Linked DNA regions of Homo sapiens: all the other regions are linked to region 1. A link is a contact called in ENCODE Hi-C data. All regions are on one chromosome and are shown on one strand. The core of a region is the stretch at or near the end of the contact, and the rest is flanking DNA. Distances in the headings are between cores, read along the strand shown.

What was found. A loop is a pair of places that touch in the nucleus more often than their neighbours do. Pooled maps may share reads with other maps.
Region 2: a map of naive thymus-derived CD4-positive, alpha-beta T cell shows a loop between it and region 1 (13-fold over the local background). The contact joins the promoter of ZDHHC11B here to the promoter of SLC9A3-OT1 in region 1. A Hi-C loop is called at or near these places in 1 of 168 maps with a recorded cell type or tissue (naive thymus-derived CD4-positive, alpha-beta T cell), 1 of 37 single-sample maps with no recorded cell type and 12 of 50 pooled maps.
Region 3: a map with no recorded cell type shows a loop between it and region 1 (11-fold over the local background). The contact joins the promoter of LRRC14B here to the promoter of SLC9A3-OT1 in region 1. A Hi-C loop is called at or near these places in 2 of 37 single-sample maps with no recorded cell type and 9 of 50 pooled maps.

Annotation. Positions count from the first base shown.
Region 1 is chr5:470,875-474,603 of GRCh38, reverse strand. SLC9A3-OT1 (SLC9A3 3' UTR overlapping transcript 1) reads left to right here and starts at 1,639. Exons shown (of 2, transcript NR_024158.1): 1 at 1,639-1,925; 2 at 2,639-3,729. It overlaps SLC9A3 (solute carrier family 9 member A3), which reads left to right. Exons shown (of 17, transcript NM_004174.4): 17 at 1,222-3,729. The coding sequence ends at 1,225. It overlaps SLC9A3-AS1 (SLC9A3 antisense RNA 1), which reads right to left and starts at 1,368. Exons shown (of 7, transcript NR_125375.1): 1 at 1,205-1,368. RefSeq lists silencers at 661-1,480, 1,601-1,670, 2,031-2,160 and enhancers at 1,404-2,044, 2,045-2,687.
Region 2 is chr5:783,135-786,863 of GRCh38, reverse strand. It overlaps ZDHHC11B (zDHHC palmitoyltransferase 11B (putative)), which reads left to right and starts at 2,135. Exons shown (of 14, transcript NM_001351303.2): 1 at 2,135-2,196. RefSeq lists enhancers at 1,118-1,856, 3,441-3,729 and a silencer at 1,757-2,186.
Region 3 is chr5:189,830-193,558 of GRCh38, reverse strand. LRRC14B (leucine rich repeat containing 14B) reads right to left here and starts at 2,064. Exons shown (of 2, transcript NM_001080478.3): 1 at 1,122-2,064. The coding sequence starts at 2,020. It overlaps LOC124900929 (a long non-coding RNA gene), which reads left to right. Exons shown (of 2, transcript XR_007058670.1): 2 at 571-831. It overlaps PLEKHG4B (pleckstrin homology and RhoGEF domain containing G4B), which reads right to left. Exons shown (of 20, transcript NM_052909.5): 20 at 3,593-3,729. RefSeq lists an enhancer at 2,350-2,399.

The DNA of each region.
Region 1 (3,729 bases), core at 390-2,889:
CTCTCCCTCCCCGCCTAACCCCTCTCCGCAGCTCCTCTCCCTCCAGGTCTCCGCCTCGCGCGCGCTGTCTCTCTCCTCCCTGGACCTGAACCTGGCTCGCTCTCTCTCTCTCCCCGCCTAACCCCTCTCCGCAGCTCCTCTCCTCCAGGTCTCCGCCTCGCGCGCGCTGTCTCTCTCCTCCCTGGACCTGAACCTGGTTCTCTCTCTCCCTCCCCGCCTAACCCCTCTCCGCAGCTCCTCTCCCTCCAGGTCTCCGCCTCGCGCGCGCTGTCTCTCTCCTCCCTGGACCTGAACCTGGCTCGCTCTCTCTCTCTCCCCGCCTAACCCCTCTCCGCAGCTCCTCTCCTCCAGGTCTCCGCCTCGCGCGCGCTGTCTCTCTCCTCCCTGGACCGGAACCTGGTTCTCTCTCTCCCTCCCCGCCTAACCCCTCTCCGCAGCTCCTCTCCCTCCAGGTCTCCGCCTCGCGCGCTCGCTCTCTCTCCTCCCTGGACCTGAACCTGGCGCGCTCTCTCTCTCCAGCAGCCCCTCTTCCTCCTCTAGCGCCCTGCTGGCCGCACCTCCCTCAGGAGCCCGGACAGAGATACTCTGGCGTCTCTGCTGCTCCCACGGAGCTGAGGGCACTAGGGCCGCCTGAGATTTCCTTTAGGTGGCTCCGAAAGCTAGTCCGCGAGTCCAAATCCTGCGCTCCCAGGGAGCTGAGAGCAGGGCTGGGGGAAGCCAGACAGACGCCCCGGGTCCCCGACCCTCTCACAGGGATACAGGGAGGGCCGGCCCCGCAGACCCGGACTCTGCCTCCAGCTCAGAGCAGGGAGAGGGGCGGGCCGTGGGGTCTGGGCTTTCTGAGCTCCCTCTGGGGGCCTGGGAGGCACCCGGGGGACGCCAGGGCGGTTTGAGATGGAGGAAGCAGGTCCCCTTGGGGACCTTGACCTCCCGCGCTGCAGGGCCTGGGGCGGGACCTTCCTGCGCCGAGGAGGCCGCTGTCCCGGGACCCCCGGCGGGGGGACGTGGCGGGGCCGGGCTGGGGCTTCGCTGTTGCTGCTTCCGCCTCTGCCCCGCGAACCCGGGTCCTGGGAGGAGGCCCCAGCGGACGCCGAGCCTGGGGTGCGCCGCGGGAGGGGAGGCGAGAGCCGCCGGGCTCGGGGACAGCTGAGGCCCCCGGGGACGCCCCTCCCGCCCCAGCGCCCGGGCTCCGCGCGCCGCTCACGCCTTCCTCTCCCGCAGGTGACACCGGCTCCGACACGCCGCTAACCGGCCGCTCGTCCCCGCGCCACGGTCCGCCCACCGCCGCCGCCGCTGTCCCAGAGAAACCCCAGATCCCCGCGCGGCTACAGCGACCGCGAGCCCCGAGCCCCGCCTCGCCCACGCCAGCGCCTGCGCAGAACTCCGAGAGTGCCGCGCCTGCGCCCGCAGAGCCGCCCGAGGGCGAGCCGGGGGCGGGGCCTGCGCCGGGGGCGGGGCCGGAGCGCCGAGGGCTGCCGAGTGCGCACGCGCGTTCGGCGGCGGCGCGCCGCGTGCACAGCCGGCGCTCGTTCCAGCGGCCTCGCGCGCGCCGCCGCCCCGCGCTGCTGAAGCTGGCGTCGCTGCCGCCCTCGTGCCACGCACCGCCGCACGCGCTGGAGCAGGAGGAGACGCCGCTGTGACGCCGCCGGCGGGAAGGGTCCGCGCGCCATGGCTGGCCGCTCGCGCCCTTTCCCACCGCTGCCGGGAAACCGAGGCTCGCCCCAAACGGATTTGCGTGAAACCAGCCCAAGGTTCCGGGCCCCCCCAACCGAGCCCCGCGCCCGGGGACTGACTCGGGGACCGACTCAGGGACCTCCCGAGCGCCAGGACTCAGGGCCCGACCTGCAGCGGCTGCAGGCCCAGCGCCCGCAAGCGGCCTGGGCCGAGCGCCGTTTCCAGGCCCTCGCCAGGTCTTTGAACTGCAGGTAAAGTGGCAGGAACGTCTTCCGTCTGCTCAGCGTTTGGGGATTTAGACTCCTAAAGCCAGTACCTGCCCCGTTTCCCCCCCAGGTTCCGTCCTGCCCGCGCCCGGTCTCAGGGTGGCGGCCCCGGACACGGCCCGTCCCCACAGACGAGGTCTCCGGCCTGAGCTGTCGCACCTGGCGCGGAGGTCGCCCGGGGTGCCCTGGCTGGGTGAGAGGTGGCCTGGCGGGCGGAGCTTGCCAAGAATCACGGCCAGTCCTTAAGTGGATGGTGGGGCCCAGCAGCTGCTCTGTCCCCCTTAACAAACCAGGGGGCATGGAGGGGCCCAGGGCACCGCCCCCCTACCAGGCTCAGGCCCTCCAAGGAGAACCTGCTGAGACCCCTGAGCCTGTCCTAGACCCCGGACCCCTGACCCTTCCCACCCCTTCCAGCGTCCCAGGGCGAGGCCTTGGACAGAGCTCCTGGTCCTCTGCAGGGAGACCATCCAGCCCAAGCTCTGGGAGGCACAGTCCATTGAGTGGGCGGAGGCCGCGGGTGCTGAGCCGGGGAGGGTGCTCGGAGTCCATCCATCCCTCAGACGGCAAGTCCCACAGGGTCCAACCCACCTGAAACCTGCCTGCACGGTGGAAGTGGTGGAGGTGGACACTCCTAGGGGCTTTTCTAAAGCTAGACTCGCAGCTCCTTGCTCAGGAAAATTAAACTATTCACGTTTCAGATCAAGTGTTGACAGTCACCAGTCAGGAGGAGTTCTTAAAGAGTTTTATGTTGACTGAATATTGCACATTGAGTCCCCATTGAGTCCCTGGTGGGAAAAGTCCACAATTTCCCATTGATAGCTTTTTACTGTTGTGAAAAAGGGAAGCGTCAGCCACACAAAAGCCTGCATGACCGCTGCTTCGGAGAAGCTCTCGACCCTAACTGCAGTCACTGTTACTTGGATCAGATCAAGCGCAGTGACTTTTTGGGATTCAGTGGTTATTCTCCACACTTCGTAGCCATTTCAACCAACTCTGAGCACAAAATGCAGCCATCCTCTATGCAGCAAGCCCTGCCCAGTCAGTGACCCTACTGGACAGATCCAAGGCCAGCCCTGGTTCCCTGCTGCAGCCACCGTCCTGACGTTCATCGGAGCAGGCCGGGGCCTGGCCTTCCCGGCACAAGTGGCTGTTCTGACAGGCCCCCAGTTTGTCCCATCTGAACTGCTGGGAGGTTTCCGGGTGGCCAGAGGAGCAAAGCTGCCTTCCAAGTGCCTGTCTGTGCCTGGGAGAACAGAGCAGGAGCGTCGTGCGGTCCACCGCGCAATGCATGGCGATTCCAGGCGCTGAACAACTCCCCTGGACCCTTGGGCCTGCATCTGACTCCCAGCTGCAGAGTCAGAAGCTGAGTCCAGGCAACTGCTTGGCCACTCCCGATCGCTCCTCCCTGGACACCCGGTTACCAAAGTCAGCAAAGAAGATGCGGTAATCGCCGCCTGATCTCCACATGGTGAACACAACACTCCCACCAACACCTCCTTGACTGGTCGGTCTTCAGCACCGGGGGTGGGCAGGCAGGTGTTCTGTGTTGACGAGAATTGCACAGGCTAAACACAAACACGGAACCAGAGTGAGAACACCTCACTCACGGCAGCCCAGGCTGCTCCCTACCAGGTGACGGAGCGCGCCGGGGCTGTGGGTGCCAGGGGCTGAGTGCTAGGGACTCGTCATGAGTGGGGATCCCCACGTTCCTGTCACTGCTGTCAAACAGAAGGTAAACAGTCTTATGAATGTATTTCCTTAGGAAAACTTGTAAAAACTTTTATTAGGA
Region 2 (3,729 bases), core at 886-3,385, 310 kb before region 1:
TTGTTGTTCAACCCATTTGTAGTGATTTTCTAAGGATCCCCAGGAAACATCTTATAACGGGACACTTGGCGTGGATCACATCATTGGCTGTGAGTCGGTTTTCAGTAATTGCAGGGTTAATGGAGGCTGTCCAGGTCTGGCAGTGGAGCAAGAGCTGGGGGCCAGGAAGGGCCACCGGACGGGCAGCCATGGCCAGGTGAAGAGCCTGGAGTCCCGAATCAGGATCCACCTCTCCCTGCTGAGCAAGATCCTGTGCCCCTGTTTCTGGTGATTTTGTAAGTGCTGACTGAACCGACTGTCGCTGGGAAATAACACACCCGTGACCCCAAGCCAAAGTTTCACCCACAGACAAGGAAACAGACTCCATGAACACGCCGACTCCCGACGGTAGAACCGGGGTGCCCACCCCAGCCCCGGTCACTGTGTGTCCTGCGCAGGGGCCAGGGCAGCCCAAGGCTCAGCTCTGTCCTCCTGCCCAGACCTCGCTCAGCCCCCTGGACGCCGCCCCGCGCCCGCTGCCTCTCCTCTCCTCTCCTCCCAAAGGCTCCAGGACCATGTCTGCCTCTGAAGCCTGACGTTACCTCCCACTGCGATTTTATTGTAAACTCACTGCATTTATGTCAAGAGAGTTTGTACAGGTTTTGGAAAATGCACTGAAGAGTCCCCTTGTGCCTATTAGGACGGTAAGAACACACCAAGGAGAGATTATTTCATTATTTCTTTGATGCTGTTAGTAGGATCTACCCGAGGGGGAGGCACTCCGGGCTCCGCGGGACGAGAAGGCAGCCGAGCCCGCACCCGAGCAGGAGGGAAGCAGGAGCCGCAGCGTGGCCGCCGCACAGCTTCGGGGGTCCCCCGACTTCCCAGCTGCGAGTGTGGAATTTCTCAGGAGAACTAGACAGAAGCCCATCTCTGGGCAGCACTGAGTGGAAGGAGAAACCACAGGAGAGGAGAGGAAGTGTGGGGCGCGGGACCACCGTGGGGTGGGTGGGGGCCAAGCCGCCGGGCTGTGAGGCCTCAGCACCCCCTGCCCAGCACCCAGCACCCCAACTTCCCCTTCTGCCTTTGCGGATTCCAGGGCCTGCTGGACACCTGGGGCAGGGACAGAGCCGGGACTGGGGGAGGAGCTCAGCTGCACTAGAGTCCGGCTGGAAGAGTCCCGCTGAAAGTCACCAGAGGCACCCCTTCCTCCTGGGGGGCTGCGCCTCGGCCTCCTCCAGGGCAGGTGCCCCTGTGCCCCTGAAGTCCCAGCACCCAGCACCACAGAACCGCCCTGTCGTCTCGGCCCCGGAACCTTGTGGGGAGCCAACTCCTGCGGAGGGCCCGGCAGCCCCGGGCGGAATGAGCCCCCTCCGCAAAGCCTGTCTGGGGAGCGGGGGAGGGGCGGCAGGTGCCCGGAGAAAGGCGAGATTGGAAGAGCGGCCGGGATGGTGGCGCTGCACACGGGCGACCTGCAGGGAGAACGGAAGCTGAGGCCGGGGTCAGGGGTGCGCGCTCCGCTCCTCCACTCCTGCGTGAAGGGCGGCCCACTCCCGAGCAGCTGCGCTGGGCGCCCGGCACGGACCCGTCTCCCTGCTCAGGTCGATCCCCGGCCGCGCTGTCCCCACCTGGAAGCCCAGTCCCCTGGGTGCGCCCCGCCTTGGGGTCCGAGCACCCTCACAGCCCGGCCCTGCCGCTTCCCTGCACCGTCTGCGGCTCCTTAAAGAACTGGGCGCGGTCGGGGCTCGCCCCGCACTGTCCTCGAGGCCCCGCCGCCAACCCACCCCACCCCAGGAGGCCGCGGCCGCGCTCATCCATCCCCCGCCGCACCGTCAACGCGCGTCCTGCGGGGCGCAGAGATCGGGGTCCGGTCGTCCCCGGGGGGCCCCAGAGACAGGTGAGGGGCCTCGCTGCCACTGCCCAGCGGTTCCCACGGCCCGCAGGTCCGCCGCGCCCTGCGCTGAGCGGATACCTGGCGGCCGGCGGAGCCTCAGCGGAGCCGGTCTTGTAAGGCTGAGGTCTCAGTGCGCCCGCGCATGCTCCGGGCCTGGTGGGGCGGCGGGGGCGGGGCTGCCAATGAACACGAGGGGCGGGCGCGGGACGCTGGGGGCGGGGCTGGGGGCGGGGCGGGGCGGCAGGGGGAGCGCTGCGCTGAGCACTTGGTCGCGCGCGGCCGGGTCGCGGGGGAGCCTCCGCTGCAGTTGCTGCGTCTCCAAGGTAAGCGGGCGCGGGGCTCGGTCCTGCGGGCGCGGCGCGGGGGGCACCCGGGGGCGGAGACTGGGCCCGTCAGCCCCAGCAGCCACCTGCGCCGCAGCCCCTGCCCCCCGCGCTCCCCCGAGCCACATTCCCGGGCCGCCCTGCGCGTCCCTGAGCCCCCGGATTGGGATGCCCGGAGTTCGGCGCTGCGGGCTCGGTGCGAGGACGCGACGGGGAGGCTTTGCAAAGGCCGCGAGCGGGGGTCACCGTCGGCCGCGCCAGGGACAGGTCTGTCACTTTCTCCGGGCCCTGTGCCTGGCGCTTTGGCCTTTCTTCGCGGCCACGGACGCCCCTGCAGCCCTTCCCTCCAGACCCTGCCCAGCCCGGGGCTGGAACCGTTTCCCTATTCCCAGGCGTAGGGGGCCGCCGGTGTGAGGCGTGGGAAATTAGGGCGTGGAGGGCTGGAATGAAGCCACTGCCCGCAGCACGTTTTGAGATCCCTGGCCACAGAAACGGCCCAGAATGAGCGGGTCTCGGGGTCCTGACACCACCGCGTCCTGGCAGGTGGGGCTGTCAGACCGCCCCCCGCAGAGCCTCCAGCTGCCCCGGGCCTTGGCTACTGTCCGCGGGCCTGTGGCGATGGAGAGGCGCTGCCGGGACACCTTCCCGCACCCCTGGGAGCAGCGCCCGAGGATCTGAGGAGCCCTTTATTCTGCGGTTTCGGTTACGTAAACGGAGCCGAGGGAGGTGAGAAGCCTGTCCCTCCCGGGCAGTGGCGGGGCTGCTGTTTTGATAAGCGTTTAGGGGGGCTGCTGTCTTGATGGGGCTTGGGGGGCTGCTGTTTTGATGGGGTTTGGGAGGCTGCTGTTTTGATGGGGTTTAGGGGGCTGCTGTTTTGATGGGGTTTGGGGGCTGCTGTTTTGATGGGTATTTGGGGGCTGCTGTTTTGATGGGGGTTGGGGGCTGCTGTTTTGATGGGGGTTTGGGCGCTGCTGTTTTGATAGGGGTTTGGGGGCTGCTGTTTTGATGGGGGTTGGGGGCTATTGTTTTGATGGGGGTTGGGGGGCTGCTGTTTTGATGGGGTGTTGCGTTCCCTCTCAGTGTCACCGCTGATCCACCTGGCATGTTTATTGGCTCTTCTGCGTGCAGGGCCCCTGGGGGACCGATAGAGGACTGGGCCCCTCCGCCCACCCCGGCCACCCCTCCCCGCCTGACTTCTCAGGGGGAGAGGTCTCCCCCCACGCCCAGCCAGCCCCTGCCCCTGGGAGGTGACCCAGCTCCCTGTGGCCTGGGACTAGGAGATGGGGCTGGACCAAGGCCGGGAAGGGGCAGGAAGTGGAGGGGAGTGAGGCAGCTGCAGCCTGATGCCGGCGCCTTGAACTGGGCTCTCGCGCCTGTCAGCCGCTCGGTGCCAGCGCCTCCCCACCACGTGATCCTCGGAGGGCCTGTGGGGGAGGGGCGGGCTCCCGGAGCGGCTGCAGAAGGCGAGCTCCAGGAGGGTGTGTGCGTTTTCCCGGGAGGGGTCTGCAGCTTTCATGGTTTCTAAAGGGATCT
Region 3 (3,729 bases), core at 815-3,314, 280 kb after region 1:
CACCCCAGGACTCACCACCAGGTGCCCCCACTTCAGGACCCACCACCAGGCACCCCTACCACCGCCAGGCACTTCTCCCCAAAACCCACTGCCAAACGCCCCACCAGGACCCACTGCCATGTGCCCCCAGCCCCCAGAACCCACCGCCAGGCACCCCCCAGCACCTGAGGACCCACCTCTAGGTGCTTCCCCAGTACCTACCAGGCACCCCTTCCCCCTAGACCCACTGCCAGGTCCCACCCCCAGGACCCAAAACTGGGTGCCCCCCGGACCCACCGCTAGGTTGCCCCACCAGGACCCATCACCCGGTGACCCCAATACCCACCGCCAGCTGCCCCTCCTTCAGGACCCACCACCAGGCTCCCTCCCAGCACCCATTGCCAGGCACCCCGTTCCCCAGGACCCATCACTGGGCACCCCCCTTGGACCCACCGCTAGGCACTCCCCCTCCAGGATCCACTGCTGGGCACCCCCCTTGGACCCACCGCCGGGCATCCCCCTCACCACTGCCTGAGGCTGCCTTGGCCTGGCCCCTTCCTAGCTGCTGCCCTCTCTGCCTCCTTCACGCAGATCTGCTGAGAGGATCCTGCATAAGCCTCCTGTCCCACCATGGGGAGGTCCATGCAGCATGGAGCCCAGGCCTCCCTCGAGGGAGACTGGGAGGATCCCGCCCTGTCAGGCCTTCGGATGAGATGGCACCCTTGGCCAACAGCAGCCCTGAGCCAAAGGCACCGACAGGCTCAGATTTCTGAGCTGAAATCGTGTTTGCTGTTTGAAGCCCCCAAGTGTTGGGGTGAGTCGTTCATCAACAATAGACAACTCCTCACACCACGTAGGCACTTCTGTTTCGTCTGTTTGGTAATTTCCGTATTCTCTTTTTTTAACTGGCATTCTCTCCACATCCCTAAGTCACACATGGCAGCCCGCTTCTTTCCTGGTGGCTCTGACTTTCGGTGCTCTTGCCCCTTGGCGGGGCCGCTGTCCTGTGGCTGTGGCCACACCCGGAGTGAGAGGCTGGAGGCCGTGTAGCCTCATGGCCTTGGACATGAGCAGGCCCCTGGACGATCTCTCCTTGCCTCTGCAGCCACCAGCCCGCCCTCAGTCCCCTCCCCAAGACTCACCCAAGCAGCGTCGGGATCTTCCCGGTCAGCGTGGAGAAGGCCACACTGAGCTCAGTGAGCTGCGCCATCTTGCTGAGCTCCCGGGCGATGGAGGCGAGGAGGGGGTCCTCGCCGTCGGGAGTGGAGGCGTAGGTGGGGGGTGCATCAAAGGCCTTGGTGGGCAGGGTGAGCGAGGCCAGCCGGGGGAAGCCCACCTGGGCCAGAAGCTGCTGCACGTGGCCCGCATGCAGCCGCACGTTGTGCACCACCTCCAGCTTGCGCAGGGCACCCGGGCCAGCCAGACGCAGCACGTGCAGGAGCTGGCTGGGGCTCAGGCTGTCCGCCCGGAACGAGGGGCAGTGCACCCGCAGAGGGGCCGGGCCCGCTGGCCTCAGAGCCTGCACCACCGCCTCGAAGTTGCCCTCAGTGACGAAGAGGTCGGCGAGGACCTCGACGGGGCGCCCGGCTGCGAGGGGCTCTGCCTGCAGCTCACAGCAGGTCCTGGCCAGCAGCTGGGTGCGGCCCCACCTGCCCAGCGCCCTCCCGCACGGGCACCGCTGCACCTGCACATCTCGGATGCCCGTGAGGTCAGCCACCCGCAGCCGCCGGCGGCTCCGGTCCTGCAGCACGTGGTCCGCGAGGCCGCGCACCAGCGCCTCCAGGCAGGCCCTGCAGGTTCTGTCGCGCAGGTCCTGGGGGTGGTCGGCACCAGGACCCAGCAGCGCTCCCAGCCGGAACTCCTCCAGGGGCCAGCGCCCCAGCACCGCGCGCGTCACCTCCGCCTGCTCCAGCAGGTAGCTGGCTTTGAACAGGAGTGGGTAGAGGTTGTGGGCCACGCTGTCCAGGCTCTGCCGGGCCACCTGGGGGTGGGACACCAGAGCTTCTGCAGAAATGAAGCGGAGTGACCTCATTGTGTCCATGGCCCGAGACAGGACCGCTCCCCACGACTTTCCCCAAGGCGTGTGCCCTTCACGCCTATCTTTAGCTGCAGCAGCTGTGAGCAGCCTGCCCTGGGGGCCCTGCCACGGGGCCTTATGATCATCTGACTGCTATTTTGGTCCTGGGACACCTGCGTCTGCCCGGCCTCGGGGCACGCAGCCGTTGGGAGCTGCTTGGCTCAGGCACCCAGCCGTTGGGAGCTGCTTGGCTCAGGCACCCAGCCGTTGGGAGCTGCTTGGCTCAGGCACCCAGCCGACACAGAAAGGCAGCCCGTGCCCATGGCAGGGCTGGGCAGAGAAGCCTGTGCTCCATGCTGCAGAAAGCCAGTCTTGGCAGGCGTTCGTGCTGGCGGCCGGTGAGGCCAGCGGGCAGGTCCTGTTTACCATCCAAGCGGGGCTACTGCCCAGCTCTGGGCACCTCCCCCACCAGTCAACGGGGCAGAGAACAGGCCAGGCCCCTGCGCCTCACTCGGTAACCAGTTCCCTTTCCACAGTGGCCTCTGGGGCCGCTCCCACACTTCGCCTCGCATCTGGGGTGAGACGAGTGGCCAGGAATGGAGCTGCTGTTTTGCCCCTTCCCTGTGCCTTTCCTTCTCCCCAAGGACCCGGCGGGGGTGGCTTCCCTACTTTCCATGGGAGAGAGTGGCTGGGAGAGGTGGAGCCTCCCTGATGGCCTCGGATGAGCCCCCAGCTCTCTCTGAGCTGCAGTGTCCTGTCTGCAACCCTGCCGCCTGTGCGGCAGGGAAAGCTGCAGGGAATGGGATACACCTGTGTTGGGGGGCGGTGCCTGATGGTTCACTCCCAGCACTGACCGTGTTGGACAGCTGATGGGTGCTGCACTCACCTCTCCCCGTGACACTGCCACTCAGGGCAGGGTCAGCACACATCGCTGCACACATCACTGCACACATCACTACAGGGCACCACGTGTCCATGGGCTTTGGAGGGTCACGGCCATGAGACAGAGGCTGAGGGAGACTGAGAGAAGTGAGTGACGGAGACTGAGACAGAGACAGAGGGACAGAAACTAAGAGGGAGAGAGACAGAGACTGAGGGAGAGAGAAAGGGAAACAGAAAGAGACAGACTGAGAGAGAGACAGAAAGGGAGAGACAGAGACTAAGAGAGAGAGAGAGAGACTGGTAGGCAGAGACAGAGACTGAGAAAGACAGACAGACGGGGAGACAGAAAGAGAAACAGCAGTGGGAGGGGGAAGGCTGCTGAGCAAGCTTGGAGGGTGCTGGTCATGGGTGCCCCACCAGCCTCCCTGTCTGACCCTCCCCAGTTTGTTCCCTGAGCCTGAGCAATGCCTCTCCCCGGGAGGCGACCCATGCAGAAGGGACTGTGCTCCGTTGTGGGGCCCAGGCACTGTCCAGCAGGCGGAGGTGTGTGTGAAGAGGTGGGTGGGCCCTGACCCCACCCTTCAGGGGTGGCCGCCCTCGGCCAGCCGATGTGGGCCCCCGGGCTCCCCTCATGAGGTGCACAAGAGGTTTCCCCAGACACACGGCCCCTTTCCAGGACCAGATAAGAGAATCTCGAAGGACACAGTAGAAAAACATGTTCCATTGGTTTTTATGATTAAAATTTTTAACAATTCAGTATTGATACAAAGTAAACACTTAACAACAGTGGCAGGTAACGCCATTTCCCAGACACCTTTTGGGTTCTGAAAAGTGGTTTCCAGAACCTTCCT